Regions from separate parts of the Homo sapiens genome. Here all the other regions are linked to region 5. Evidence: chromatin loops called from intact Hi-C (ENCODE). Cell type or tissue: PC-3. All regions are shown on one strand. Links, peaks and the distances in the headings refer to the core of each region. The heading gives the core; the rest is flanking DNA. Region 1 has its middle 110 kb from the start of PCLO. Region 2 has its middle 300 kb from the start of CACNA2D1. Region 3 overlaps PCLO (piccolo presynaptic cytomatrix protein). Region 4 overlaps PCLO (piccolo presynaptic cytomatrix protein). Region 5 holds the start of PCLO (piccolo presynaptic cytomatrix protein).

Region 1 (6,182 bases), core at 591-5,590, 110 kb before region 5:
TTCCCATCAAAATACCAATATCATTTTTCACAGAATTAGAAACAAAAGTCCAAAATTCATATGGAAGCAAAAAAGAGCCTGAATAGCCAAAGCAATTCTAAGCAAAAATTCTGGAGACATCACATTACTGGACTTCAAATTATACTACAAGGCTAGGGTTACCAAAACAGCAGGGTACTAGTATAAAGTAGGCACATAGACCAATGGAACAAAATAGAGAACCCAGAAATAAACCCAAATGCTTACAACCAACTGGTCTTTAACAAAGCATACAAAAACATAAATTGGGAAAAGGATATCCTATTTAATAAATAGGGTATTTATTAAATATTAAATTAAATATTAAATATTAAATTATTAAATGTTAAATAGGGTATTAAATATTTAATAAATAATACATAAATAAATTGGGTATTTATTTATTAAATGCTAGCTAGCCACATGTAGAACTAGCTAGCCACATGTAGAAGAATGAAACTGGATCCTCATCTCTCACCTTATATAAAAATCAACCCAAGATGAATTAAAGAATTAAATGTAAGACCTGGAACCATGAAAATATAACGTTGGAAAACCTCTTCTGGACATTGGCCTAGGCAAAGAATTTATGACTGAAATCCCAAAAGCAAATACAACAAGAGCATAAATAAATGGGACCTAATTAAACTAAAGAGCTTTCTCTCATGATTGTTTCTTCTCATGAAGAATGGGAGAAAATATTTGAAAAGTATGCATCTGACAAAGGACTAGTATCCAGAATCTAGAAGGAACTCAAACAAATCAGCAAGAAAAATACATTTAATCCCATCAAAAACTGGGCAAAGAACATGAATAGACACTTCTCAAAAGAAGATATACAAGTGGCCAATAAACATATAAAAAATACTCAACATCAGTAATCATCAAGGAAGTGCAAATTAAAACCGCAATGAGATACGACTTATTCCTGTAAGAATGGCCATTGGCCAAAAAACAATAGATGTTGTCAGGGATGTGGTGAAAGCAGAACCCTTACACACTGCTGTTGGGAATGTAAATTAGTACAACCTCTATGGAAAAGAGTACAAAGATTCTTTAAAGAACTAAAAGTACATCTACCATTCAATCCAGTAATTCCACTACCCAGAGGGATTGTACGGCCAAAAAATAAAGAGGAGTAGTGGAATTACTGGATTGAATGGTAGATGTACTTTTCCTACCCAAAGGAAAAAAGGTCATTGCATAAAAAAGTCACATACATGTGTACATTTATTGCAGCACAATTCACAGTTGCAAAGATATGGAACCAGCCTGAGTGCCCATTGACCAATGAGTAGATAAAGAAAATGTGGTATATATACACCATGAAATACTATTCAGCCATAAAAAGAATGAAATAATGCCTTTTGCAGCAACTTGGATGTAACTGAGGCCATTATTCTTGGTGAAGTAACTCAAGAATGGAAAACCAAATATCATATGTACTCACTTATAAGCGGGAGCTAAGCTATGAGTATGCAAATGCATACAGAGTGACATAATGGACTTCGGAGACTCAGAAGGGACAGGGTGGGAAGGAGTTATGGAAGAAGAAACTACATATTGGGTAAAACGTACACTACTCGGGTGACAGGTGCATTAAAATCTCAGAATTCACCACTATATATTTCATTCATGTAACCAAAACCACTCGTACCCCAAAAGCTATTGAAATTTAAAAAATTATAACATTTAAGTGTGCATTTGAATGTCAGCAGTTGAATTTATTTAATCAGGGGTTTATTCTACTTCACCAGAAAAGGGAAACAATGGAGAAATGCTGTGATTGTTCCTTGCTTCTATGGTCAACATTTTGCATAATCTGAAGTCTCTCTTCCTTCTTGAGCATACTCACTAAAAGATTTATTAAGTTAGAAGTGCTAACCTATTTTTATTCAATTTTCTGTGTGAGGTCCAAACAAGCTGGATCCTTAAATCAGCATTTGAGAACTTTATGACTAAAAGAGCAACATCTACAAATAACACTATTTCACATAATGCATACCATTCAATAATATTTAGCAGAAAATATTTTTCCACTATTTTATAAAGAAAATATTTCCCTTCTATAGAATTCAAAAGTTTCTATGTTTTTTGGAGATGTTTTCCAGACAAAGGTGCTAAGCAGAGCAAGGGCCATGATAATAAATCAGGACTTTGTGTTCCCAGTCATATACACAGAAAATTCCTCTATTCCATAAAGCAATGTGTTATGTCTAGTTGAGAATAACTGTGTGCTGACTATAAATTGTACATTGAAAATGAAGAGAGTAACTTGGGGAGAGGATCTCGCTCTGTCACTCGGTGGCACTATCGCAGCTCACTGCAGCCTTGCCCTTCAGGGCTCAATCTGCCAGCCTCTGCCTCACAAATTCCTGGGACTACAGGTGTGAACCACCACACCTGGCCACAAGACTAAATACTTATCTTGCTTGTGGAGCAGGGCTCTTGGGAAAAGGTCATCACTTGCGATGTCACCAGCATAAAGTGATTATGATTCAGTATCTACAAACTTTAGCCTGGAGATATTAAATATTTAAGTGCATCATTAACCTCTAGCTTACTTTTTCATTAATATAATTTTTTTTAGTAAAAGTGGGATATAACTTTTTAGAGAACATTTTTAGCATTGAATAATTCAAATGTTATTGTTTTCAATTTTTTACTTCAAGTTCTGATGGAAAAATAACATGAAATGCCAAGATACCATATCCGCTCCTCACTGCTCACTGATTTTATAAAAACCTCTAAATTTGGTGTTGAATTATGCAGATCAGACACTAATGTGCACATGCTCTTCACTAAAAGCAGTTACTTCATTTGTCACAAGATGGTGCTGCACACAGTTCTAAATGGGCTACTCTTAGTAAAGAAACTTCACAGCATTCAAGAGAAAGGAGCACAGTCCTTGAACACTTCATATTTTGCTTCCAGGGTATGGGAAAGTATATTGAATGATAAGACAGAAGGAAATATAGCTTTCCAAACTCAGAGTTTGTGTTGCAAGGAATAGAAGAATTAAAATTCATTCTTTAGAATAATTTTAGTGTAGAACAGTTAAGAGAAAGAAGAGATATTCTCTAATAGATTCTGCCCAAAAGTCTTCTATTCATTTCACTTTGGGGTAGAATAGAAATAGTATGACCAAAAATGAAAGGGAAGGATGAAAAATTAGAGTATTAAAATGGTGATATTGAGCCCTGTATACCCACTTTTAAAAATGTGTAAGGGACATTAAAACTGTGAAAAGGAGAATCTCTTACTCCCATTTTATTTCTCACTGGACATAAGTACAGTCAAATTTGTCAACAGAATGGGCAACATTACATTGTATATATGCAGGCATAAGCAATGTGAGGGCAGAAACATCCATCTCTGGTTTTTAACACCTTCAAAGTGATTTTTTTTTTTTCAGAATGAATATCACTTTTCTGCTTAAACTCAGTAGCTTTCCATTGCACTCAGAATTAAGTCCAGGTTCCTGGAGTTTTACTTAAAGTACCAGAATATGAACTGTTGTTACAGATTTGCTATGACATAACGTACTGATGACACATGGAAAAATCAATCATATCAGTAAGCACACTGTTTGATTCAGCTGACCTTTTTCTTTCTTATCAAGACTTTCTCAATGAAGTCATGCCTTGATTAACTATGAACACTGCAGCACTGTCTTAGTGTGCCCCATGCTTACATCTACCTCTGCCACTTGGCTTTTTCTGACCCAGAGCTTCAGATGCTCAAACCGCTGTGACCTTTCAGCACCTAAAATGAATGAACCAAGTTACTTTTCATCATCAGGGGTATGCACGTACTGCTTCCTCTTTCTGAAATGCTTGTCCCTTCCTCTCTGTGATTTCTTTTCATCCTTCATCTCACACTTCAGATCTCAGAGAGGTGTACCCAGACCACCCAATCTAAAGTGGGTTATTCTATTTCATAGCACCGTATTCTTTTCCTTTTATTTATGTTATTGTAAATTGTAACTGTATACATAAATGATTCACAGGTTTCATGTTTCAAATAGATTTGAGAAAAGTGTATGATGGGCCCCTCAAGTAAGCCACACTGTTTATTAGCCTATGATAGATTCTGGGAAGTCCTAATCTAAAGAAACCTAATGAATTATACGGAATTCAGAGCTTCCAACATTTTTTTTAGTATTAACATTCTAGGAAGCCATATGGAATATTCTTTAGAAAACATTGCTCACATCCATCCACACTCTGCATTTTATAGAAGAGGAAACAGGTTCACGTTAGTGATTGCCCATGCTATAAATTTAGTTAGCAACAGTTAAGGGCTGTCTTTGATGGACACAATAATATTGACAGTAGATCTATTTCCATAGACACTGATTCCATTCATCTTTACTTTTTATTACATTTGCCTTACTATATTTGTGCTGTTTTTACCAATCTTTATTCTAGTAGCTCTTTTTAAAATAATCATGGAGTAGATTTTATCAGACTATACAAAATATTTATTTGGATACCTGCTTCTTATTTTTCTGACTACTCCTACCCCTAAAAGCTGTTATTCATTATTCTATTGCAGTTTGGCAGGTCTCTCTTGTAGCATGGATCAAGTAGAGTAACAAAAATTTATTTCAAAGCTGTTTCCCTTTTTTAATTTGAACTCTGAAAGGGAAGGGAGTTTGTTATTTATTTTTTATTCCTCACATTTATTCAGGGCCCCACAATAAATAAATGCTAGAGGATATAAATACAAAGCATGTTTCTCTAGAGGGACTCAAAGTCTGGAGAGGAGACTGCCATAAATACAAGCAATTATAATTTGTCAGACTTAGATGCTATGACAGAGATAGGTTAGCAGTGATGAAGGTTCTTGGACTGTTTTTCAAAGGTAGCAATATGGGAGTTTGATGAGACAAACAAACTATTTCACCATGTGAAGGGGAGGGCTAAAGGCAGAGGTAGCACCATAAGACAGTCATGTCGCGTTTCTCCCCTAAATGTTCCATCCTGGCTAAATGCTTTTAACCTTTAGGACTAACTGTCACACTCAAAGAGAAGACTTTCTGGGACTCTCACAAACCAAACCAGTGCCCCAGTTGTAATTTCCAATCACAACTTTTATGTCATATAATTCGAATCTAATATCGTCCATAATATTATGCAATTTTTATCAATATTTTCTACTATTTTCCATGAGTGGCAGACATGGTATTTTGTTCATTGGTGTATCCTTAGTATCTAGCAAAATGTATTGTACATAGTATGTTCTTGATAATTATTCATTGAACATGTGAAAAAGCTGAAAAATAGATGAGTTGCCTACTGTGGGTTATGGAGTGACAGAAGATGAAAAAATGTAGAGAAGAAGGTAGATTGTGAAGGCCAAGCTGAAGAGTCAAGATTTTATTTTATCACTGATGGTGTTTTGGGAGAAGAGTAAATCAACCAAGGTCATGTACAAAAGCATCCTAGGTAAGACCTTGTATCTAAGTTTTTTGACTCACTGATGAACTATTCCACAGTAAAATCACTGAACCTGACAGAATATACTATATAAATAGACTTTATTTATGTGTGTATATGTATTCTCATGATATAAGTCAACTATATGGAGTTGTTTTATTAACAATATAGTTATAAAATATAGTTACTGACAATATAGTCATTAATAAATTACTTTCTTAATCTCAGAGGTTTTTAAGATAGCATATATTAGCATATATATATATATAAACACACATATATTTAAGATAGTCTACCCCAGAGAAGTCTAGAAATCTAGGTCTCATTAATTCTTATCTCTTCTGGACTTACCTAAATTATTAGGTTAGTGGTTGATTACTTTCAAGTGTTTAAAAACAGTCTTAGTGTGTAGTAACTAAAAAAAATGTAATGCCTTACAGCTCTGTTGTCTGACATGGTAGCCTCTACCTATACGTTCCCATTTAAATTTAAATTAGTTAAAATTAAATAAACTTAAATATTTAGTTCCTTACATCCACCAAATTTAACATGCTCATAGCCACATTTTCAAGTGTTTCTTTGGTCATGGCAGAAAATTCTATTGAACAGTATCATAGTTTAGAGGGTTAACTAAAACAAAACAAAACAGAAACATCATTATGGTATCTTTCATTTTCTCAGTACTATATGTTTTTCAAAATCCCTTTTCCTGTGACATTTTAC
Region 2 (6,182 bases), core at 676-5,675, 420 kb after region 5:
GCCAGTCTTAGTTAAGTCAGGACTGCCCAAGAAAAATATTCTGTCAGTCATTCATGATCAGAATTCTGATGTATGAGATCTATTAAATCATGGCACACATAAAAAAAGTCACAAGACATACCACAGAAATACAAACTACCATCAGAGAATACTATAAACACCTCCAAGGAAATAAACTAGAAAATCTAGAAGAAATGGATAAATTCCTGGACACATACACCCTCCCAAGACTAAACCAGGAAGAACTTCTGAACAAAAATCTTCTTGCCCTTCTCATCATCGCCCATATTTAATTCTCTCTCATCGCTGGTGATATGAAGATTTCTGTTCAAAAGCCAGACATCTTGCTAAGTCCAGTATGGTACTTTATTTGCCAACTGGAGAGGGAATGATCCAGTCCCCACAACCCCCTTCTTGTCACCTGTTTTCTCAGACCACTCTCTGTGTCAGTTTGGGTCCTCTGAGTAGACACCAGGACAGGATTGGATGTCCAAGGGATTTGCGGGTGTATTGCCTTTGAAGGAAGAGCCTTCAGACCGAGATGGAAACATCATGACTGTGAAGAAAGAATGAAAAGAAAAGGAAGGACTGGGAAGGAAGGACTCCTTCAGACTGCAGAACTGTTCTGAAAAACTCTTGGGCACACTAAGGTGGTGGAGGGCGCTTCAAAGAAAATGCGTTCATTAGAGGAGGCGTCACTTTGAGCAGGCATGGACTGGTTCTACCCTGCTGTGCTTGACCATTGTCTGGGAGCAGCTTATAGGATGTGTGGCCTCAGTGCTCAGGAGGGGAGCAGCTAGAAATTGTTGATCAACTACCCTCCCACAGGAGGTTTTTATGAAGATCTGAGCAGGACATTTCCACAGCCACCACAGCATGTCATTTACAAGAACTCTTTATAAAATATGAAAAAGTAGGATAGAGAAATCTAATGGCAATTAAAACTTAAGGCCATAGGGAAAAATGGGATTCAGTTTGGAATTAGAAATCAGTGCACCTCATATTCCATTCTATCTTGGAGAGCAATAACCATTATTTTCTTCCTAGTATGTTTTAAGTATAATTTTGGTTTCCTCAAATAGTCTATTTCTTATACCAAGTATGATATTGTATATGTGAAGTTTGCCCTTTTAAAAAATTTATACAAAGAGAATGCTAAAAATGCTGAGATAACTAGAATAACATTGGCCCAGTGCTTTCTTAGTTGATGGGTAAACAAGAAAAAAAAGAACTTTTTCACTAAATCATTTTGGATAGCTTGATGTTCTTTTAATGTGTAAGAAAAAAATGGTTTAGCCTGGTGTAAACATGCCTTTGATTTCTGAATTTTAATGTTGGCTTTTAATGATGGTGCAGCATACTCTTAGCAGTGCTTGAAATGCCTCTTTAGTACATACTTCAAAGGAATGCTCAGAGCTGCTGCCTCTGCAATTGTTTAGTACTCTCATAAAGTGGAATTTGAAAGTGTGTCTTCTCCCAGGGAAGAAAAAAATCCCAGGAACTAGATACATTGATAGATGTAATTGAGATTGAAATTATTCTGTTTTCATTGAGGTCTAGGGTCTCAGTTCAAACATATCTAGCCTATTGCCATTCTATTGGGTACTTTTTATGCTCTCTTCTGTTCTTTTTTTTTTTCTATTTGTTAGAGTTGTCCTTCATCATCATCATCGCTACCATCAATAACATTATCAAAAATTACCATTAAAAGTATCACTTTGCCTTTAATATGTTAAGCATTACTGCTCAATGTGAGCTGAATGTTTTTGGTTTCCTTCCTATGCACAGTAGGAGAGAGTCAGGGCTGAAGGCCAAATACTTATAGGTTAAAACTAACAACTCAAACCCATAGTCCTCAGAAACATCAAGACCAAATGTTGGGGTCTTGAGTCAGGAGATGGGAGAGAGGAAGCGCTTATGGGAAATGTTTTATTCTAGTCATCGTGAAGTTCAACCTATCTTGGACATGAAGACCCCTGACATGCACTCACAGTAGAATATTTTTATGAAAGCTGTTCTGAGATCAGAAGGGGCCAAGCGGTCTTGATGATGGGGGTTAATTCCTAAACATCTCAATCAGTTTCCCTATAGTCCCTGAATATTTTTGACATCTGGATGTTTTAAGTGCAAAATATGTATTTTAAGACACTTACCTAAGGAGCAAAGTTCATTATTATTCAATGGTGTTTTATTTACTGATGTTTAGAATTCATTATTAAAAACTCTTATCAAGCTATAGATACTTGCTCACTACAGTCACTTTTCTTCCCTAAGATATGCTGTAAACTTGGCATTTTTAAAAAATGTTTATTTTTCTTCCCTCAGCTTCTGGACTCAATATCAATAAGGCAGCTAATGTTGATAAAAGAAGACACATTCCATGCATTTTAAAGAAAAACGCAATTTATTTTTAAAACCCCATTCCAGTGAATATTTTAAAATATTTTATACAATAATTAATATCTCTCCAAAAATACAGCTTACTGCTTCTCATTGTTCTTTCATATTAGCTTGAATTACTGATTACCTGAATATAGCACGCTGCTAAAGGAAAAGGTTGAAATAGTCTGGAAATTCCAGATCCATCTTTGCTTTTCTAGACATATTCTGCTAGAGTCCCCTGCTCCAGCATTTGTGAATCACGCCCTCTGCTGGAGCCCCATGAGTTCAGTTGAATTGAGTTCAGTTTAATACTGAATGAGTATGCCAAGTGCACTAGAAAAACTCTTTAATCAATGATGACCCAGTTAACAGAGAAGATGCACAAAATCTGTGCCTAGCAGTCCCTCAGAAATGAAAGCCTTTCTGCTGTGATCTATTTATGTTTTATTTCTTAAATATCTAATGAGGCTAAGTCAGATTTTTCTGACAGCTTTGGATCCTCAGCTTTCTGCATTCATCATTTCCGGTCTGTAACAGCAAAATCTATATTTAAAGTATTTTATTCTTTTCTTTTCTTCAACCTATACAGATATATAGGTAGAAGATCTATATCCAATACAAATATACCCTTCTTATCTTTTCCCTCAAAATATTTTGCAGAGACCTTTGTCCTCCACAAAAGGTGACTTTATGCAGAGTGTAGTAGTGTAGTGGGATGGAAGAGAAGGTTCCCCTGTTTAAAAAAATATATTTGATATCAACCCAAATCAATGCTTTCTACCATTCAACACCCCCAATATCTCACTCAGGCTGTTCTAAAAGGATCTACAAAGTAGTTCCTGTAGGAAACAGAAACTGGTCTGTTTGCAGTTTTTAAAAAATATCCTGATACTATTATTCCTCTGCATCTTATGTCAAAAAAAGCACACAATTTCTATCAACATAAAGGATCATGTTTTAGAAAATCTGGATATACTAAGATCCATTTTTTTCCTTTCAAATCTGTATTAGTCTGGGTTCTCTAGAGAAACAGAAGCCATAGGAGATAGGTAGGTGATTGATTGATAGACAGATAAATAGATAGATAGGTAGATGGATAGATACACAGACATCCAGATAGATAAATTTGCCATAGGAGTTGGCTCACATAATTACGGAGGCTGAGAAGTCCAAAATTTGCAGTCAGCAAGCTAGAGACTCTGGAGAGCCGATGGTATAGTTCCAGGTCAAGTTTGAAGGCCTGAAAACCAGGTGAGCAGATGATGTAAGTTCCTGTCTGATTTTGAAGGCCTGAGGACCAAGACAGCTGATGCATAAGTTTCCGTGTGAGTTCGAAAACAGAAATAGACCAATGTCCCCATTCAAAGACAGAGAGAAAGAATTCTTTCTTACTCAGCCTTTTATTCTACTCAGGTCTTTCAGCAGATTTGGATGAGGCCCAACCACATTGGGAAGGGCAATCTGCTTTACTCAGTTTACTAGTTCAAATGTTAATTTCATCCAGAAACACCCTCACAGACACACCCAGAAATTATGATTTTTCTGGGTACCCCTTGGCCCAGTCAAGTTGACACAAAAGTTTAACCATCACAAATCTACTCCTCGCCAGTTTGGCACTCATATGCATCTTCTTAAACATATTTTATCTCCAAATAAAGAAAATAACATCTAACGTGATAAAACTACCCTGCACAGAACTGAAAATGCACCAACCCCTTCCCCAGAAGAGGAGGCAAAGTCCTTAAGGGGTGTTTACTCTTATCCTTGATATCCTATAACTTAAGTACTGAGATGTAAAATTAACAATACTTAAATACTATGATATAGCTGGGCATGGTGGCTCCCACCTGTAATCCCAGCACTTGGGAGGCTGAGGCAGGCAGATCACTTGAGGTCAGGAGTTTGAGATCAGCGTGGCCAACATGGTGAAACCCCATCGCTAGTAAAAATACAAAATTAGCCGGGCATGGTGACACATGCCTGTAATTCCAGCTATTCAGGAGGTTGAGGCAGGAGAATCACTTGAACCCAGGAGACAGAGGTTTCAGTGAGCTGAGATGGCACCATTGCACTCCAGCCTGGGCAACAAGAGTGAAACTCTGTCTCAAAATAAATAAATAAATAAATAAACAAATTATATGATATAAAGTCAATACATGTTATGTTACATGAAAAGGGAACAGGAAAGGAAAGAAAACAAAGGGACGTATACAGCCTGCTGGCAGCAGATCTTAGACGTCTCAGCTTCCATAATTGTATGAGTCAATTTCTTATGGTAAATCTATGTATCTATCTATCTATCTATCTATCTATCTATCTATCATCTATCATTTATCTATCTATGCACACACACACACACACATATTCAGAACAAGCTAAGGAGGAAATACTCCTAATTTCCATAACTGGTCACATGGTCCGAGCTGCTATTTATAACTATCTTCTCCCACTACTCATTCTGTATTTCCTTGGCCTTCAGCAAACACCTCAGCTGCGTGTGGTCCTTTATCTGGTAGATGACCCAAACCTGTATTCCTGAATGACTTAGGCTGTTAGCAGTCCTGTCTAGATTGGGTTGTTGTCATTTTCCATTGATCTTAATCAACCTTAGGGATCTCCTGTGTTCCAGGAATCCTCTTCCTTACCTCCATTGTGGAGTAGCAGTTCAATTTCCCACTGGTAGTCAGGATCACTCACCCCTGCCAGCACAGTAAATCCCTTATTTTCCTGTTGATTCAGAGGCATGAGGAGTCCAAAGTTGCTGGATAGCAGTCTTAACTTCCAGCTCAATGGAATCATGTTGTGTCTCCTAATGGAAGCATCCCTCCCTTTGGAACTAAGACCTCTAGGTCAGCAAAGCATAAGGTGGTAGGAACAGGAAGCAAAAATTTTGCTAATGGGTCACTAGGAGTAATACTGAGTGGTTCCACTCTGATTTCCATCCTTCATTCCTGACCCATAAATCCTGGCTATAGGAGAAGCAGCACAATATGCTGGAAGATAATTCAGACATATACAGTTTTATGGAGAACTTCACCTCAGCCCTGCAAGGTATTGTTACATAGCTGGTGCTGTAGCTGAGTCTTCAAAAGGCCATTCCACCATTCTATCAAACCAGCTGCATCAGAAGCAATCCTGTGTCTAATACCATGATGCTGGATAAGGCATTCTAGAAATCTATGGATGGTAGTTTTTGCAGACGCATTGTATGCAGAGAAGGCAAATTCATATCTACACTGTCTATTTCAGTAAGAACAAAATGATATTCCCTCCATGGCAGAAGTGGTCCAATATAATCAACCTAGCACCAGGTAGCTGGCTGATCACCAGCAGTGAATGGTGGACTCTGTTGGTCTCTGCTGCTAACAGATTAGGCACTCAGCAATGGCCACAATCAGGTCAGCCTTGGTGAATGAAAGTCCATGTTACTAAGCTTATTCATAATCTCCATCCCTGCCACCATGGCAACTTTGTTCATAAGCCCATTGAGTAGTGTTGCGGGGAAGAGCTAACTGGTATCCACAGAAGAGGACATCTCATTTACTTGATTATTAAAACTCTTCTTTGCTGATGTCACCCTTTGGTGAGCATTCACATGTGACATAAATACTTTCACATTTTGATGTCTCTCGGCAAGATTTTCTTGTCACCTATTTTCTAAACATGTTCCCTCCAGGTCCCTGACCATTCAGCTAACCCATTTACCATAGTCCATGAGTTGGTACATAATCCCATTGCTGGCTATTTCTCCTTCCAAGCAGAGTAAACAACCAGGTGCACTTTTCAAAGTTTTTCCCACT
Region 3 (6,182 bases), core at 571-5,570, 160 kb after region 5:
AACTGATTTTTTTTATATTTGCTTAATATATCTTTTTTCCATCGCTTTAGCTTTAGATTTCTATGGCACTTTGAGTGTGTTTCTTATCTAAACATATATATTTATAATGTATCATTATACATACATAATGATATATATCATATATTCATTTTAACCAGTCATTTTTGTCTATGTATACCAATATGATAATTGATATGTTTAGGTATATTTGTTGAAATATTCCTGACCTTGTTAATACTAGCTGTACTATCTGAGTCAACCTATTATACATTTTTAGTCTTTCCTACCTAACCCTGCAAAGCATTCTTTCTCCCTCTCTTGGCTACGTATTCTTAGCCTTTTCAGGAATCCACGATAGGAAACATTAGATGTTGGTATTGAATTGGTGGAAAGACCGTGAACTTTGCAGTCCAGTCAACCTGAATTGGCCTCAGTTTCTCATTTTACTAACAGTAATCTTGAAACTTGATGAACTTACTTGTAAAATAGGGATAATGTCCACCTTATAGGATTAGGTTTATATTAAATTACAAAATACATAAATGTGTCATGTACAGGAAGCATTAAAAAAGATTAGATTCCTACTCCCACAAGTTATAGCTTATTAAAACTTTCAGACTTTCTTGTTGGTTTTATATTAACCGGTTTTTAACAAATGGGGTAATTCTATATTTTAATGACTATTTTGACCTTAAAAGAAGATATTTAGGCTCTTAAATGTAAAACATTAAAAATAGTTAATTCCTTTGAGGACAAATTGCTAATATACAATCTTTATTTTTCACAGCAGGGAAGAGAGTGGAATCCTATAATAAACATAGTTTGGTCATGTGTTTTACATATTTCTTATGCCTTTTGTATGTATGTGTGTGTATTTATTACACAAATAACAGGTATTACTTGGAATATAGGGTAGGCTTTGCAAAGAAATAAAAGTATAAAATGACATACTAACCAATCTTTAAGTAATAATTACAGTTTTTATTATATATCATTCTGTATTTTTCCTCACACATGTAGATGTCCAAATAAAGCAGGTAACAATAGCAGCAGCTAACATTTACTGAGCATGTCCATGTCTCAGACACTGTTAAGTACACTACATAGATTTTATCACATAATCCTAATAACAACTCTCTGAAGTAGATAACATGCCCTCATTCTGTAGATGTCTAGACTAAGGTTTAGAGAGGTTCTACTCAGTGAACTAACTTGCCATTATTTCATAACCATAAGTGATGGAAAATAACCAAACCCAGGCAGTCTGACTCTACAAACCCACACTCTTACATTCTACCCTAAATGTCCTCCCCCAATAAATATTTTATGATACATATATTTTCTTACCTATTTTTCCACTAGTTAATAAGAAATGGATATCTTATCATCGTAATTTTTAAAAATTGCTACATAATATTTCTCTATATAGAAATAAGTTGCCAAAGTGATTCCCTATTATTGGAAATTTAAGTTGTTATCGTTTTTCCATAGCTATAAAATATATAGTACTTTCCATTTTTCCATTATTTGTCTAGTTATGATTTTAATATGCCCTTTATATTAACAAAACAGCTGATAAATATTTTACCACTTTACACAACAATGTATTCACCTGTTTCCCTAACTCATTGCCAACAGTGTTTTACCTTATTTTATAATTTTTCAAGTGTTCTCTCAAGACATCATTTTGCATTTCTTTGATTACCTGTGAAGTTGTGTTTCTATACTTTTTTCCCTTGGGAATTGTTTGCTCATATGCCTTGACTGTTTTTCTGTTGGAGAATTTTTAAGTTTCTAAGGAGAAGACAAATTACTAATTTAAGTCCATATCACTATTCCAATAACTTTTTTATTGAGGCCCTACTAATTTACAGGCAATGGTCAAGGACCTTGGGATACATCTATAAACAAAGCAAACAAAAATTCTCTGTCCTTGTGACGTTTATATTCTAGTGGTAGTAGGTAGACAATAAGTAAATTAACGTAATAAATACATAAAATATAGCATGCTATAATGTGGCAAATGGTAAGGAAAAGGTAAAAAGCATACCAGTATAAGGGAGACTGTGTAGGCTAAGGAACCAGGGAGAATTTCAATTTTAAATATGTGGTCATCACTGAAGAGTAAATATTTGAGCAAAGACTTAAAATGATTTTGTGTAATAAAAACAAGGAAGGGGTAGGTAACAAGTAATGCGTTTAATAAATATTATAGAGACTTTTTTGTAACTTGTAGGAATTTCCATCTATAAAGTATGATCCATGCAATTTCCCCATTATGAAATTCAAGTATACAACACTATTCTTAGGGGCACTTAATTGAAATGAAAAGAAGGAGTATACTCAGCATGTTGAATAAAAATAATACTGTCTTTGTTTAAATTTTTTTTTACTGTATTTCCAAGGTTCAATGAAGGAATAATTATTGTTTTGCTGTGCAGCATCTCTTATGAAACAGCAGTATGAGAAAGGAACTGTAAATGTTTTAAATTGTTGTTCCTATACTACTTTGCCATCTACCATGTCTGTAATTCTCAAATCCATAAAAATAAATTATTGTTCAAAATATTTGTAAATAAACCATAAAACTATCTATTAACTTTACCATGTGCTGTGAAACATATTCAAGTATTTTTTTCTGTTTGTTTATAGTTTTTAAACATGTAATTCTAAATGCCACATTCTGTGGATTAAAGTTTTACATTTCTATTATGTTATTAACTCACGAATATCTTTTAAACTTAGAAGTCCAATCTAAAGTTGATCTCATTTAAAATGGTATAGAGTAAATTATTTTTAAAGCTGTGGCTCTTTTCTATCAAAAGTTGCTGGTGCTGTTATTGTCTTAAACCCTTTGGAAGGGGGGACCTTGTTAATTGTATTAACTGAAAGCCATAAAATGCATTGCGTACAGTTAAAATCAAGTGTCATGTTTGCCAAGGCAAATAGAGCTTTAAAAGTGTACCTATTCATAAGGAAACAAACAAAAATTCATACTTTTGACTTTGCTCCTATATTTTACTGTAATGGCTGTAATTAGAACATTGCTCCAAATTACAAATGAAGGCATTTGCTGTATATTTTTTCCTTAATTTCAAAGTTGATTCCATATTATTTTATTTAAATAGATAATTTGGCTAGGTAATTTGAAAGTTGTATTCCTTTACTAAAACATGCAAAATATTTAACTCAGCTTCCCCTAACCCAGCTTTTTAAGGCATAATTAACAAATAAAAAGTATGTATATTTAAGGTGTACAACCTGATGTTTTCATATACCTACCTGTACACTGTGAAATGACTGCTGCAGCCAAGCAGATAAACATATTCATCACTTCATATAGTTACTTTTCTTCCTTGCTTGCTTGTTTGTACTTTTTTGTCCCCCTGGTGGTGAGGGTACTTAAGATTTACTCTCTTAGAAAACTCAAGTATACAATACATTGCAATTAACTATACTCACCATGCTGTACTTTAGATCTCCAAAACTTATTCATTCTGCATAACTAAAACGTTTTACCCTTTGACCAACCTCTCCCCATCTTTTTCAACTTCCAGCCCCTGGCAGCCACTACTCTGCTCTCTGTTTCTGTGAGTTCGACTTCTTTAGATTCCACATATAATTGAGAGTATGCAGTATTTTTCATCCTGTTTCTGTCTTATTACACTTAGCATAATGTCTTTTAGGTTTATCCATGTTGTCACAAATGACACGATTCTCTTCATTTTTAAGGCTGAATGATATTCCATTGTATATAATGGGAGTACAGATATTTCTTTGACATATTAATTTTATTTCTTTTTAATATATACCCAAAAGCTGCATTGCTGGATCATATGGTAGTTCTTTTCTAAATTTTTTGAGAAACACTTATACTGTTTTCTCTGTCTGTACTAATTTACATTCCCTCCTACAATGTATCTTCCTACCCTTTCCAACACTTATTATATGACTTTTTGATAATAATCACTCTTAACAGGTGTAAGGTGATATATCATTGTGTTTTTGATTCGCGTTTTCCTGATGATTAGTGATGTTGAGCACCTTTCCATATACCTAATATTTACTTGTATGACTTATAATAAAAAAAACTATCCATGTCCTTTGCCCATTTTAAAATTAGGTTATGTGTTTTGTGCTATTGAGTTGTATTAGAGTTCCTTATTTTTTTTGGATATTAGCACTTTATCAGATATATGTTTTTCAAATATTTTCTCTCATTCTGTAGGTTTTCTTTTTATTTTATTGTTTCCTTTGCTATGGAAAATACATCTTAGTTTGATGTAGTCAACTTGTTTACTTTGCTTTTGTTTTTTAGTGTTATGTTTTTTAGTGTTATATCTAAAAAATCATTGCCAAAACCAATGTCAAGGAACTTTTATCTGTTTTCTTGCAGGATTTTTATGGTTTTTATGGTTTCACACTTTATGTTTAAGTCTTTAATCCATCTTGAGTTGCTTTTTTGTATATGGTGTAAGACACATGTGTAAGCGTCCAATTTCATTATTTTTCATGTGGATATCCAGTTTCCCCAACACCACCTGTTGAAGAGATTATTCTTTTCTGTTGTATATTCTTGGAGTCTTTGTTGAAGATTAGTTGACTGTAAATGCTTGGGCTTATTTTTCTGCTCTGTTCTATTTCATTGTTCTATGTGTCTGTTTCTGTGCCAGTACCAGACTGTTTTGACTATCACAGCTTTGCAATATAATTTGAAATCAAGAAGTATGATACCTATACCTTTGTTGATTCTCAAGATTGCCTTGGCTGTTTGGGATCTTTTGTGGTTCCGTACAAATGTTAGGATTTTTGTTCCATTTCTGTGGAAAATGTCACTGGAATTTTGATAGACGTTTCATTTTGCTTTTCATCATTGAGAATGTGGTTAGGTGCGAGCTTCTCATGTATGACTTCGTAGAAATTATGAGCATACAAATAAGAGGAAAGAAGATTGAATCAGCAATAAACAATTTCCCAACAAAGAAAAGCCCAATACCAGATAACTTCATGGGTGAAGTCTACCAAACTTTTTTTTTTTTAGTTAATACAAATCCTTCTCAAACTCTTCCAAAAAAGTTAAAAAGGAGGGAACACTTCCAAACTCATTTTGTAAGGCAAGAATTACCCCGATATGAAAGCCAGACAAGGATGTTACAAGAAAAGAAAACTCAGGCCAATATTCCTGGTGAACATAGATGCAAAAATCCTCAACAAAATGTTAGCATCCCAAATTCAACAGCATATTAAAAGGATCAAGCAGCATACTTAAGGGGGATTTATCCTTAGGATGCAAAGATGGTGCAACATATGCAAATCAATAAGTGTGAAACACCACATTAATAGAGGAAGGATAAAATCCTATCATCTCAACGGATGTAGAAAAAGCATTTAATAAAATTCAACATTCTTTCATGGTAAAACCTCTTAACTCTGCTTTTAACCATTGACATAGTCATCCATATTTCCATATTTTTATGTGTTTCCATCCCATCTAAGCCATTTAGCAATGATTCTACTATAAACACACACAAATACACACAGAAGCACACCTACCCCCAACATAAAAATGATCAAAGCTAACATTAAATATTTGTTGAGTATGCATTTATAAGAAATCTTGACTATAAACACAGGGAATATTTTATTCTTAGTCTTTTCTCAAAATTCTAGTTTATTTTATAAAAACTTTATTTGTTAAAATATTAGTATATAATATTACATATAAACGTATGCATAAAATAATATATATTTGAGATTTCTTATCGTATATTTTAAAATTTTATAATGAAATTATTTGTATTTTGTGATGGGTAATCTATGTATATGTTAATGGGAGATAAAATATAAAATATAGGTAAGAAAAAAATTGAAAACCACCTGTAGAAATCCAATTGTAGTTTAACACTTAAAATGTGAAGATATGATCTTTCAGATATATTTCCATTAAGGTATATGGCAAGGAAAAATAAATCTAAAATGACAAATTTAAAATATCAAATGAAAAAACATTTGCAGTACATAAGACAAAATATTTTTATAATATAAATAGGGAAAATATATTATGTTAATATTGTTATTTTTAATCTCTTGCTTACCATTAGACCTCAGAACACTGAACAGTACCTGGCACATACATATTATTTGCATAGTAAATATTTACGAGTAAATGAATGAATGAATGG
Region 4 (6,182 bases), core at 433-5,432, 360 kb after region 5:
TTGTTCATTGTGAGTTTGCTCTTGAATTAAAATTATTTTAATTTAATAAATATAAATTGATTGAATATTAGTGTCTAATAATTAAGGTTTATCTTTGAAAATAGTAAATTGTGATTTTCCAATTGATGAAATTAATGTCTTCCATTCAATGTCATACTAAAAATTATGAATTGGATTATAGAATCCCATCAAAAAGTATGACAGCTTTCTTTTGTTTATAATCAATTGACTAATCTGACTCATTATGTAGGTTATGCATTTTAATCTACTTTATACATGTCCATCATTTTACATCCTACTCACATTACCTTTACATTTTTAAAATTATTCTTTTAAGAAGTTTTTTTTAACACTAACTACACCATCTGGGTTTCTTCTACATAAAATAAAGAAAATATTCAGAAACATAACTATTCTGTTTCCACAAATCCAGTCCTGTGGGTTACTAGCAATTCCTTGATGACTGGTTGTTTAACAGCATTCAGTTCAATTAGTCAATTGTATATCAGATGTCTATAAGTTAGGAACACATTTTCCTAAATAGCCGTTTCTAACTTATACACATCTGATATACAATTGACTAACTATTAACAATTTCTTTCTTGTTCCCTATTCTCGGGAAGGGATCCTACTACCACTGGAATATATATAAAAATTCCTTGTGGCTTTAGAGAACCTGCTACCGACGAAATTGAAAAAGTGAAGAAATGGGGGAAAAGTTAAATCCTTTGCAAGACTTGATCCTAGCTACCCTGAGGGTGGATTTCCTGTCCTCAAATGGTTTCCCACACAATGTTTATGTGTTTCACTTCATGTGGTTATTATATTGGTTAAAATTCCACCAGATTAAGAATAATTGTGTTTTTATACATATCCTTAAGAAATATGTAGATATCTTAGGATCGTGAAATGATTATCAACTGTTCACCCATTAGTATAACTCTATCCAACTGGCTAATAAACTCCTAATGGGATAGGGACGCATTTATGAAGAAAAAAGACTCTAAGTAGAACTGTAGGTTTGAACACATCTAGATTTAGAAGAGAATAGAGTTAAATTCATTGTCAAAGACTATTTAAGCTCAAAGACAGTAAGAAACAGCTGTTGACAGTAAAGCCCTTGAGAAGAGTGGGGATACCTTGAGAAGAGAATAGAGTTAAATTCATTGTCAAAGACTATTTAAGCTCAAAGACAGTAAGAAACAGCTGTTGACAGTAAAGCCCTTGAGAAGAGTGGGGATACCTTGAGAAGAGAATAGAGTTAAATTCATTGTCAAAGACTATTTAAGCTCAAAGACAGTAAGAAACAGCTGTTGACAGTAAAGCCCTTGAGAAGAGTGGGGATACCTTGAGAAGAGAATAGAGTTAAATTCATTGTCAAAGACTATTTAAGCTCAAAGACAGTAAGAAACAGCTGTTGACAGTAAAGCCCATGAGAAGAGTGGTGATGTGGCAAATAATATCACAAGAGGAAGAAGAGTAAGTTACTGGGCTCCTACATATCTCACTCCTCATAATCACAATTTTATGAGGTAGGCATTACTGACTCCCATTGTTTTCAAATGAGAAAAGCAGTGTACAGTTGCTAAAGAGTGGGTTGGGAGTCAAAACCAGATCGGTGTGACCGAAAAGTTCACTCTCTCTGGCGGAAGACAAATATCAACGATTTCAAAAACTTACTAGAGAAACTTCTCCCCAGCAAAATCAGGGAAACACTTGCCTTATCTTCCTTCTTTTTGCATCAAAATTTCTTCTCAAATCTGACAACAATATTAGTACTATACCCCTACTGCATAATTTATTGCACAAATTTGTAATGTCTGTATGGGAATATGGATTCTTATATTCAAATATCAAACTTAGGAAATTCTTGAGACAAGTCTCAATGATAAACTAGGAAATGCCTGAAAAGAAACAAATATCTTTAAATTTTAAAACCTTGCTGGAGATAGTAGGCAGAGGTACATACAAACAAACAGAATTTTCAATCACTTCTTAAAATTCTATTTTGCATTTTTGTTTCTAAGGAGAAAAACAGATTATAGTCTAGTAATAGGAAAAAAATAAGCAATTTTCTTTATCTTGCCATTTCTATCTACCCAAGTCTTTCTAAATTCTTTTCTCCATGAAATAGCCAAAATTCTTTTTATTTACCATATCATTTTTGCAATACTGTACAAAGAAACCACAAAAATAATAATAGTAGCATAGTTACATACTATTTAACTTGGTCTAAAAATTAAATGTGTTTTTCCCTAAAGGTGATTGCTTTTCCTTGATGTCCAATAAAAACAGTAAAATAATTTATTGTTGCCACCATTCATTATCAGTAAAGGAAACGAAAAGGCGGGTTGAAAAATGTAGAGTTCTTCAGTAGCTGTTTCTTGTCACATGTAAATTAAGAAGATGTATAATGATGCATTTGTAGATCAATGTCAGCTTCATTTATTGACTGTGGTGTTGAATCTTCCCACACCATGCAGCAAAGCCTCCCAATCACCGGCCTGCAGAAAGCTCTGTGTCCACCGGCTCCTCGGGCAGCAGCTTTGGCAGTGGGTATAGCGTGGACAGTGAAGGAAGCAGCAGCACTGCAGGGGAGACTAATCTATTTCCTATTCCGAGGATGTAAGTGGGTCTCTTTTTGTTACTACAAAGCTTACTCAGCATCATGAGTAAGGCATTCTCAACAGTTAACAGGAAATAACTGGATAATTACCCAATTCTGAGTCATTGTCCCTGAGACACTTGAACTGTTAATGCCTATGTAAAAATAGATAGTTCAAGAAAGATTGGATAATTCAGTTAATTCTAAGGATAAATGTTAGTCACTGCCAGAACTACTTAATCAATACAATCTGTATTTGATGTTAAAACTGCTAATCACTTAGCCATGCCAGAATAAAGTTCAGCAGGAATACAGTAATGTTTTAATCACATAATGACCAAATACAAACATTACTGGTATTTGAGACAAACATATATTAATTTACCTTGAATCAGGAGATATTTAAACATATTCAAAGAATCCATATATCATATTTGAAATAGAGGACATAGTGAATAATCATACAGACTTTTCAACTATAAATCCTTCTACAATTAACATTGAAGGTTTCGAAGTGTTTCCATACTTTCTAGAACAAAGACCGAGTAGTGCATAGGTCCCTGAGTAGGTACTCTTGGAATAAGAATCACTCATAATGTTAAGCCTCAAAATAAAAAAAAAGTCATTTTGCAAATCAAATGCAAAACTTTAGCATACTTAATGTGTTAGAATCGCCTTGGTCATATTGGTGGCATTTAAGATAAATATGTAGATTATGTCTGTTCCAATAACAAAATCCAAACTTCCTGACTTTTCCTTTTCCTGCCCATTAACTAGTCTTCTGGATTTTGAAAATACCACTGGGCCACCCAGGTCCCAGGGTTTACGCCAGGGCAAAAGCAGTCTACCACCTGGTTTTCTAAGACCTGTGAGCTAAAAATGGCATTTCCATTTTCGAAAGTGTAGGAAAAAACAAAAGAAGTGTGATATTTTGTGACACTTGAAAATTATAGGAAATTGAAATTTCAGTGAATATAAACTAAGTTGTATTGGAACACAACCGTGCCTATTAGCTCTGTGTTGCCTGATGCTGCTTTTGTGCTGCAGGGCAGAATTAAGTCGTTAGAATACAGCCCATCTAAAATATTTACTAACTGGCACGTTGCAGAGCTTGCCAACCCTGAGCTGGGTTGTGAAAGGGTCTTTTTCATTTTCTCCAATGCTAAGTGAAGACTTTTCAGGGGGTGGATTGTCTATTTCTCTTTGTTTTAAAATAAAGGTTCTTATAAATCTTTCCTTCTGATGTCCACAACAATTATAATATTTTGATAATGGTTCAGTTTATAAAAGCAAAGCATTAGTGAAAATAGATTTTTACAGTGAAAAACGAGTTCATTTTGTTGTTTTGAACTACATTTTTTTCAATTTAAATTAAGCAAATTCTTATTGTATCACCTGTCCATCTTAGCTTTCTTTTCTTTTATGAGATTTAGTCTATGGATTCAATAGAGTTATTTGTACTTAATCAGTTATATTTTATTGGAAATTCTTCCTAAAAGAAATCTAATCCCATTGGTCTTTGACTTCTGATGATCCAATTTGACAGAAAAGAATTTCTACAAATTCTTTAAATTTCTTTCTAAGCTGTAAATGTCATGTGAATTTAGAAAGGTTTTAAACCACACATAATTTGTTATCCTTCCAATTTTTCTGCACCTTTCAAAATATATAATTTAACACTGATGGTAAAGTTATAATTCCAAAAAGTAAATATGTCATTTTGTCAATATTTGAATGTCTGCAGTATAAGTAGATTATGTATTTTATATATATACCACATTCTAATTTTGATTTTTCCCATTTTCCTGTTTCTCTTGTAAATCAAAGCTTCTCACAACTGTCTAGGAGACTCTTGCTTTGCCATATGAGCACAACGAATATTTACTTTTGAAAACCATTATAGGATATGTGTAAGAAGTAGTATTTGGCAGTTCTTTTATATCCCCCATTGTATCTAATAAAATTATAGCTTGGGCTAGTAAAAGTGTTTAATAAATATCTAGCGATTATTTAAAAATATAAATTATAAAATGTATAGCCAGAATGTTCTGAGCTAAAGTGTAGTCATTGGGAATTCAGAGAAACCACATCCTTCACACGACTCACAGTTACATTTCCTTTGCACTTAATTTAGCTTCACAATCCTATGAAAGTTTTTTGTATAATCTTCAAAATGTACTTACTACACATATTGGCTAAGTACCTATGTTAAAATCAGTTTCAATTGAAAGCAAAGACTGGCTGGGTATCACCATTAACATATAAAGTCTAAGACTCAAGAACAACCCCAAAAATTATCAAAATGTACTTGTACTACAATTACTAAGACTTACAGTAACTACTTTTTAAAAGTCTGGGATAGTATAAGAATATTTATTTTTTAGTATTCTGATCTACTAGATTACCAATACTAAAAAGACCTGCACTTTCAATAGAGTTTGGCTCAGCAACAAGGTATGTTTTGGTTCACTCTACCAGTGTAGCGTACTGATAAAAGTAAGATTACTGCTATTAAGCTTTTTTTCCCCTCTAATGCTAACAGATAGAGCAGAGTTCTTTTTTTTTTCTTAACTACTTGTCTTGAATCTTGATGAAGCAATTACATAAGCTAAAATTTTGTGTGTTACTTAAATATGTATGCAGATGTTGACCATGCAGACCATGGTTTAACATATATATGGTAAAATGGAAATGTTGGAAATTGCTTAATTTGCATGAACTTGGTCCCTCACATACACACTTAATAAAAATTTGTACTTAAACCTTTAACCTAGAATTATTATAATGGAACAATGTAATGGCTTTTGAGATAAAATAATTTCTGAATTTACATGTGTTCTTTTATTATGTGCGGAAACATTTCAGCACCTTCTCTGAAGTAGAATAAGAGGACCTTTAGAGCAGTTTTCAAGTAAGATATAATTGGATTATTAAGAAATAAATATGGTTACATTTTCAGCAGGTCTAGCAAACCAAATACTTCCTATGAAAGTTATAATTAATTGTTAGTAAATCCCACTATGCTAGAAGTGTTGTCTACAAAGTGCAGTATCAAGATGCTCTTTTGTTCAAGCATCTTTCTGTAACAATTTTTTATTCCATCTTTTTAGAACGCCTTATCTAAGCACATATAAAGGCAAATTCCAAACTTCTTCATGTGCCATGTAGCTTTTTCTCTAGCCGAAGAAATAAGAAGTGGTCTACTGTCCTTTAGCTGTTAAATTATTAACATTCTAAGCTTACAGTCCTCAAAGTATCCTGAATTCTTCATCTAGTTGACTTTCCAAAAAGTTTGAAGCTGAAAACTAAAAGTGATTAGCAGATTTTGGTTGAATTCTAAGGCTACTACGAGCATGCCTACCTGTTAATATGTCATGTTTATTGAATGCTTATTATTTCTCAGGCACTCTGTTAACCCTTTTCACGCATTTTTCATGTGTTTTTTTTCATAATCAAAATGTAGCTAATATTATTATCTTTATATCACAAAAGGAGAAACAGTCTTGACCAGGTACTTTGCCTTACATTACCCATAGCAAGAAATAGCAAAGCCAGAAACAGAGACCAAGCAGCCTGA
Region 5 (6,182 bases), core at 456-5,455:
TTATTATTATTAATTCTCTGATTCTTTCAGTTGATTGTGTAGTTCTTCTGCTGGTCTCATTGGGTTCATTGATGTCATTGTAGCCAGTAGGTAGCTCAGCTGGGGTAGGTTATGCTAAGGCGGTCGGGGGGGCGGGGGTCTCACTAAAGCCTCAGCTGAGATGGACGAAGCCGAGGCAGCTAGGATCCTCTCTCCATGTGTCCCACCTCCTTGGCTTCTTCAGAGCATGGAAGACTCAGTAATTTCCCAGGCTAGCCTGGTAACCATATACCACATTCTGATAACATATTTCTAGTTTACAAGTGCATTCACAGCTTTTTCTAATTTAGTTGTCACAACAAACCTGAGAGGTAGTAATGTTAGTAGTATTATTTTCTCTGTTCTTACAGTTGAGGAACCTCAACATCTGAAAAGTCAGTGACTTACCAATCCAAATAGCTGTAAGAATGCAGAGCTAGGATTTAAAACCAGACATCGTCAACAGAAAAAACCTGAAGTATAAGACATGCACACATGTACCCTTTCTCCAAAAAGCGGGTTCTAAATTCTAAACTCCATTTATAAAATGGTTGAATAAATAATGCTGATCATCTAAGTTATAACTTCATGACTTATTAATATTTTTCAATTTACAAATATTGTAAAGTGACAAAACTAATTTTATTACTTAATATTTTATACATTGTATGTCTATAGGAACACATTCTAAATACGAGTTTTTCTTTTATTTAAATTACAGATACACTTTGGACTAAGTATAAAGGAAAAAATTGATGGTTCAGATATTAAGAATTCAAAATTAAATTTATCAAACTTTTCACTAAAATACTTCTCGTGATTTTTCTCTCAAAATTGAGAAGCCAGTTTATAATCAGTTGTAACCTTACTTGAATTTCTTCCACTCTAACTGTAAATCCCACTTTAAAGTAGAGCTAACAAAAATGGCTGAGAGCAGCAATTCAGAAGTAACTCGGCCTTAACAAAAAATGAAGCGTCGGACCTTAAGCCACTGCAGGTTCTTGCTCCACTCAATGAACACAATCCTCTCTCACCTTCTGTTAGGAAGGAATATTAATTAAAGACCTTCATATGCACCTATATAAAAATTATAAGCCATATTGTCTATAGTTATACAATCGTATATATTCATACATACACAAAAATGCATGGACTTTTAAACATACGAAGGATGAGAATAGCTTGAGTTTTATTACTCATTACATCACACACAAAAGCAGTTACGGGTATTAATATACACTATGTCATTTTTTTTCGGCATTTGTTACAAAAGATGTTAGCATTTGGTTCCCTCATAAGAGACTGCATTATTTTTGTCATTTAAAAAAAAATCAGTTGTAATTATTCGTGCTTTTATACTGTAAAACTACAAATTCACTTTGGAAGGTAGAAGATCGAACTATGTAATGATTATTGCAAAAACCTGGACTTACTTTCTGAGCAACTTATTCATTTCTGTTTGATTTATTTATTCAGTCTCTATTACCTAACCTCAACAGTTGAGACATTAAGTTCACATTCTGAGGAAACGTAGGTAACAACATTGAGGCTGCAGATTCAGTGCTGAACAGTCCCGTCTAAGAAATGTAACAGCAAGAAAAGTGTAGGAGTGATAGTCGAAAGTGGGTCTCAAAAACTGGTTATTATGATAACGTGCTGCTAACCAATTGTGTGACTGTAACTTAACAGTCACACATTAAATGAACTTCGTGGGGTTCTTCTGTCCACATTTGTTAAAAAAGGGGCGGGGGAATAAAATCATGTTTTCAAACTTTCATACTAAAACATTTTAATATTTTTACAATCTCGATATTACTGCAGAACCCCACGTCCACAACTTCCCATAATCCTTTATTATTGTGTAGTCCCTCCCTTTAGGGAACTAGTTATAAGCACTCAAAACCTTAGCTGCTTACTAATATTGTATCATTTTAAATAATCTAATTAACAATTTAATTGTTCTGTGAAAGTTCTAAATGAAAAGGGCCATTCTTAGCTCCCTTGGGAAATGTGCCTCAAAGGTATCAGGGTCTCTCTTGCTAATCTTCAGTTACTTGAACCCTTTCCTAGAATGTTTTAAAACCTTCTTTTAAAGAAAATAAATGAAACTACAAATCCCAGGAGCCAAAGCTGAAAACAGACATTTCCTCTCCTGCCCCTCCCGCCCCCTTTAAATCTAGGTGTCTAGTAAGCTAAAACTCCAGTGAGGCATCCTGAAATATGCCTGAAAGAAACGTCGCCTGTTTCTTCCCTGTTTTTAGCCGGGCGTTCACTGGGCTCCTTTAAATCGGTGCTGAGAGCGAGGAAGGATCCGGAGCGACGCAGGATGGGGTGGGCGTGGGCCGCGGGCATCACCTGTTCCGAGAGGCGCCTGCGCACTGAGAGGGCGCGGGCGAGGAGGCGGTGCGCGGTGGGAGGGGCGGACGGCGCCCGGCTGGCACCGCTCAGATCTGCTTCTCCCCGGCTCGGGGCGCCGAGGCGGCGTCCGGGAGGTGTCTTCTGCAAAGGTTGCCTGGCGCTGTCCAACATGGAGGAGGCACCGGCAGCGGGCGTTACCTGCGAGCGGGACTAACCCCTGCCTGGCGTTCCGGGCGGCAGTGCCTGGTCCAGAGTCCAGGGACTCGGCTGCCTGCACGCCCCGAGGCGGACCCCGGCTCTGACTGCTCCCCTGGCCGCGGGCTTCTCGACTGGGACGCGGCGCGAGGAGGGAGCGCGGCGGCCCCGAGTCTCCCTGAGCCATGGGCAACGAGGCGAGCTTGGAAGGGGAAGGGCTCCCCGAAGGGCTGGCGGCGGCCGCAGCGGCTGGAGGAGGAGCTAGCGGGGCGGGGAGCCCCTCTCACACCGCGATCCCGGCCGGCATGGAGGCGGATTTGAGCCAGCTGAGCGAAGAGGAGAGGAGACAGATCGCCGCTGTCATGTCAAGGGCGCAGGGGCTGCCCAAGGGAAGCGTCCCCCCGGCCGCTGCGGAGTCGCCTTCCATGCACAGGCATGCACAGCATGATGTATATGTCCGGGCATATATGTACAGCTTCCCGTGCACATATGTGCCAGCCTGTATGTGCCAGCACGGCGGTACATATATGTCGCCTCCGTTCATTTTATTCTCCCCAGTGGGGTGGCCATAGAGAGATCCTAAGCCTTGTGATGGGCGGAATAAAAATGATGCATTGTAGAGTTTCTGGTGGGATAGTCAAGGGTTACATTCTTGGAACTGTGATTTTAGGTTGTGATTTTTGGCCTTTTGTAGCCCTTCCCCTCTAGGATGGCGTGGAGAGACGCCCTCCAGTGTTTTACTAATCTGGAAGTCTTCCATTAATACAACACGGACGTGTTAGGAAATGGATAGAGCTGGGTGTTTACCTGTCTCTGTTTAAACCTCTTGGCCATTGCGGGTCTTTTTCTCTGTGAATGATGTCTAAATATTTCTGTAACTTTAATCCCCTTGTAGGTGATTTGTCCTCTCTTGCCACCCCACCCCCAGAGGAGAGCAGAAGCTGTTTAGGTAGAAGGAATAGAATGAATATACCTTTTATATTCATTGAGGAACCCTAAAATATGTGTGGCATTAAACAGATGGTTTGGTCACAGCAGAGCAGGTGCTGTACATATATTTCTAAATTAGCATATGCTATTTTTAAGCCACTGCTCTGTTTTATGCAAAAGTGGCCTTCAGTTTAGGGAAGAACATGTGAATTTTATTACCTTAGAAAATAATTTTCAATACATACTTTTAAAAACAAAGCAAATAAATGGCAACTTGCATAGGCAAGTATAAGAGCTAATCAGTAATATGAATGTTTTCATTTCCGCCTGTAACTCTCCATTTTCCTTCATCCCAATAGATTAGTTGTTTTCTAATTAGAGTACTGAGAGGGGTATAATCATTGTGCCTGCCTTGCCTTTCTTACTGTAAACAAACCCTTTAACTTTGCACCCTCTAGTAGAGAACAGTTTTCTGTCCGTGGTTCTGAAACAATTCCTCTTTTATGACAACTGAAGGCAAACCTACAATTTTTCATTTGAGATACTGTAAGCACGAAAGACCTGGATATATAGGTGTAGATCCTTATCCTCCACTTTATAAAATAAAAAAAAAATTAACTTAGTCACTATCACGTAAGCATAATTTTGCCAAATAATTATAGGAGAAATGTAAAATGTTTTATGGATAGTGACAATATTTTCACATAAAATCTTAAATGCTTAAAATCTACCAGGTAAAAAGTCTGTTTATCTTGAAACTACTAGTACTAGTGAAAACTAGCCCCTTTATGTTAAATATGTTTTTCTGTGTTTTTAAACTAGTAATCCATGGGGCTATTTGGAAAAAGTCTTTCTTGTTCTCTTATCCAGTTTATGATATGTACTGTTTTCCTCTACTTGATGAAAACTTGACAAGAAAAAAAATTTAGTGTTCATTCAGTAGACTTTCACAGGATAATAACAAGGTATGATACTTTTATTAGCCTTTTAGAACTGTATGCCAGATCTTTTATATTTTTTCCTAAGAGGCACAAGCAACAGGTCTATCATGCTGGTTACCAATACCAGTTACAGTGAGATCTTTGATTTCTAGATTTCTAACTTTTCTTCTGTTTAGAAGGTGGCTGAGAAACATTATTTCCACCTATAAAACTGTTGCTTCATGCACTATTTGCATCAGATAGTATACTTTTAAAGCTCTCTATTGATAATTTTATTATGATGGAAATCTTATCAATAGTTAGTGTATGGCCCAAACAGTATTGGTGAAAACTTCATCCAAATACTAAAAAATAAATAATAATTTTCTGACCTTTGCAACTTACTCTTACATTTTACTGAAAGATTTCTATAAAAGGTACATAACTTTTTAAAAGTTATTTTCCCTATATATGGTTACCAAAGAAACATTTGGTTTTTCACTTAGACTTTTAAAGTTATAGAGTTATGTAAATTTAATTAATATAGGACGGCATACACAAATTATTTGAAGTTTTAAGCATTTAAGTGGTGTGAATTGAACATAGAATTTTAAAAATAAAGATTGACAGCATGGGTTTTTATCCTATTGATTTTGACCAACTCATAGCAAATTACAAATACTTCTCAATCAATGTGTCTCATGTTCCTTGCCTTTAAATAAGGCTACTAATACCTATCTCACCTGTCTTAGTCCATTGAGGATCAATTAAAAGTTGAGATGAATGTTTTTGTTTGAGTTGTAATTTACACAAACCCTACAAATGTAAAGAGTGGCAATATCGGTATCAGCAATGGGTGACACTGTCACCGATGGCTACAGACAAATTGTTGAATTGTACATTGTTTTTGGGTTATTTTGATGTGTCAGTTTTCTTTTACATGTGGAAAAATCAGTTCAATGGGGTGTAAACCACCTCCTCTGCCCACAAACCAGGAGTGAGGATACCAGATTTCTGTGACTAACTAGTTTTATGACCTTGAATTAGTCACTTTGCTTCTCTTAGTCCCTATATCCTGGGACTTAGAGCATAAATGCATAGATATTCATTTATTTATATAATATATAAAAATTAACAGATAGTCCCAAAGTTGCTTATATTTCTAATATTATAAAATTTTATGTGACTCAGCACTGTCAAGTGTCATTGTTTGTTGTGTTCCATTTATGAAAAATTTTATTATCTCAGATGCTTTTACATTCCTACATTTTGCATATATGTTTTCCTCATCTTAGGGGAAATATTTTGTTTTCTGCTAACATTTGAAAGAAAAATTCTAATCCAAGGATGACAATAGTAAAATGAAAAGGGAGGTGTAGTACTAAATATAAGTAGTTACAAGCTAGCAGTAGAAGACAGGTTACAAATGAAATGCTCATGGATTTTTTGTTCATTGTAGACCCAGAGAAGTGCAATTTCATTACTTTTTCTACTCTTTCTATTTACAGTTACAGATATATCATATGAGAAGGGCTTTATTGAAAAAAATTCTCTGATTAGTAGAATATTTAATAAGAATTCTGACTGAACTGATTATTTTCTTTACTACTTTCAGCCTTCCCTACTGGGCTTCTTCCTAAAGGTGCAGGCCAAATCCAGGTTCTAAAGAGAATATGAAATTTATCCATTTATATCTCAAGGCCTGTAGAAGAATTTTAAGTGAAAGCAATTCAAGAAACATTAAAGTAAAACGAATACATG

Evidence for each region. Hi-C counts contacts between places; a loop is a spot of excess contacts. Peaks named below come from ENCODE experiments on the same cell type or tissue, not always from the same donor. Only the 100,000 strongest peaks of a DNase experiment are listed, where the experiment ranks them.
Region 1: a loop joins it to region 5, with 6 times the contacts of the local background. A loop is called at or near these places in 2 of 110 quality-filtered maps.
Region 2: a loop joins it to region 5, with 5 times the contacts of the local background. A loop is called at or near these places in 2 of 110 quality-filtered maps.
Region 3: it touches region 5 in a loop (2.5-fold over the local background); 2 of 110 quality-filtered maps call a loop at or near these places.
Region 4: it touches region 5 in a loop (7-fold over the local background); 8 of 110 quality-filtered maps call a loop at or near these places.

Annotation. Positions count from the first base shown.
Region 1 is chr7:83,268,080-83,274,261 of GRCh38, reverse strand. No RefSeq gene overlaps it. Among named protein-coding and RNA genes, the nearest start is that of PCLO, 110 kb to the right of the region's middle. In PC-3, for the core only: a CTCF peak has its summit at 2,857 (motif pointing right); no DNase peak of the experiment used is centred there; H3K27me3 peaks cover 292 bases.
Region 2 is chr7:82,736,908-82,743,089 of GRCh38, reverse strand. No RefSeq gene overlaps it. Among named protein-coding and RNA genes, the nearest start is that of CACNA2D1, 300 kb to the right of the region's middle. In PC-3, for the core only: a CTCF peak has its summit at 2,657 (motif pointing left); a DNase peak (open chromatin) is centred at 2,649.
Region 3 is chr7:83,002,784-83,008,965 of GRCh38, reverse strand. All of the region lies in intron 3 of PCLO (piccolo presynaptic cytomatrix protein), which reads left to right. Among named protein-coding and RNA genes, the nearest start is that of PCLO, 160 kb to the left of the region's middle. In PC-3, for the core only: a CTCF peak has its summit at 3,368; no DNase peak of the experiment used is centred there.
Region 4 is chr7:82,802,131-82,808,312 of GRCh38, reverse strand. It overlaps PCLO (piccolo presynaptic cytomatrix protein), which reads left to right. Exons shown (of 25, transcript NM_033026.6): 21 at 2,484-2,625. Among named protein-coding and RNA genes, the nearest start is that of PCLO, 360 kb to the left of the region's middle. RefSeq lists an enhancer at 1,960-3,159. In PC-3, for the core only: no CTCF peak of the experiment used is centred there; a DNase peak (open chromatin) is centred at 2,672; H3K4me3 peaks cover 518 bases; H3K27ac peaks cover 1,052 bases.
Region 5 is chr7:83,159,167-83,165,348 of GRCh38, reverse strand. PCLO (piccolo presynaptic cytomatrix protein) reads left to right here and starts at 2,465. Exons shown (of 25, transcript NM_033026.6): 1 at 2,465-3,004. The coding sequence starts at 2,757. RefSeq lists an enhancer at 2,543-2,612 and a silencer at 2,733-2,822. In PC-3, for the core only: no CTCF peak of the experiment used is centred there; DNase peaks (open chromatin) are centred at 2,368 and 5,418; H3K4me3 peaks cover 3,000 bases; H3K27ac peaks cover 1,387 bases.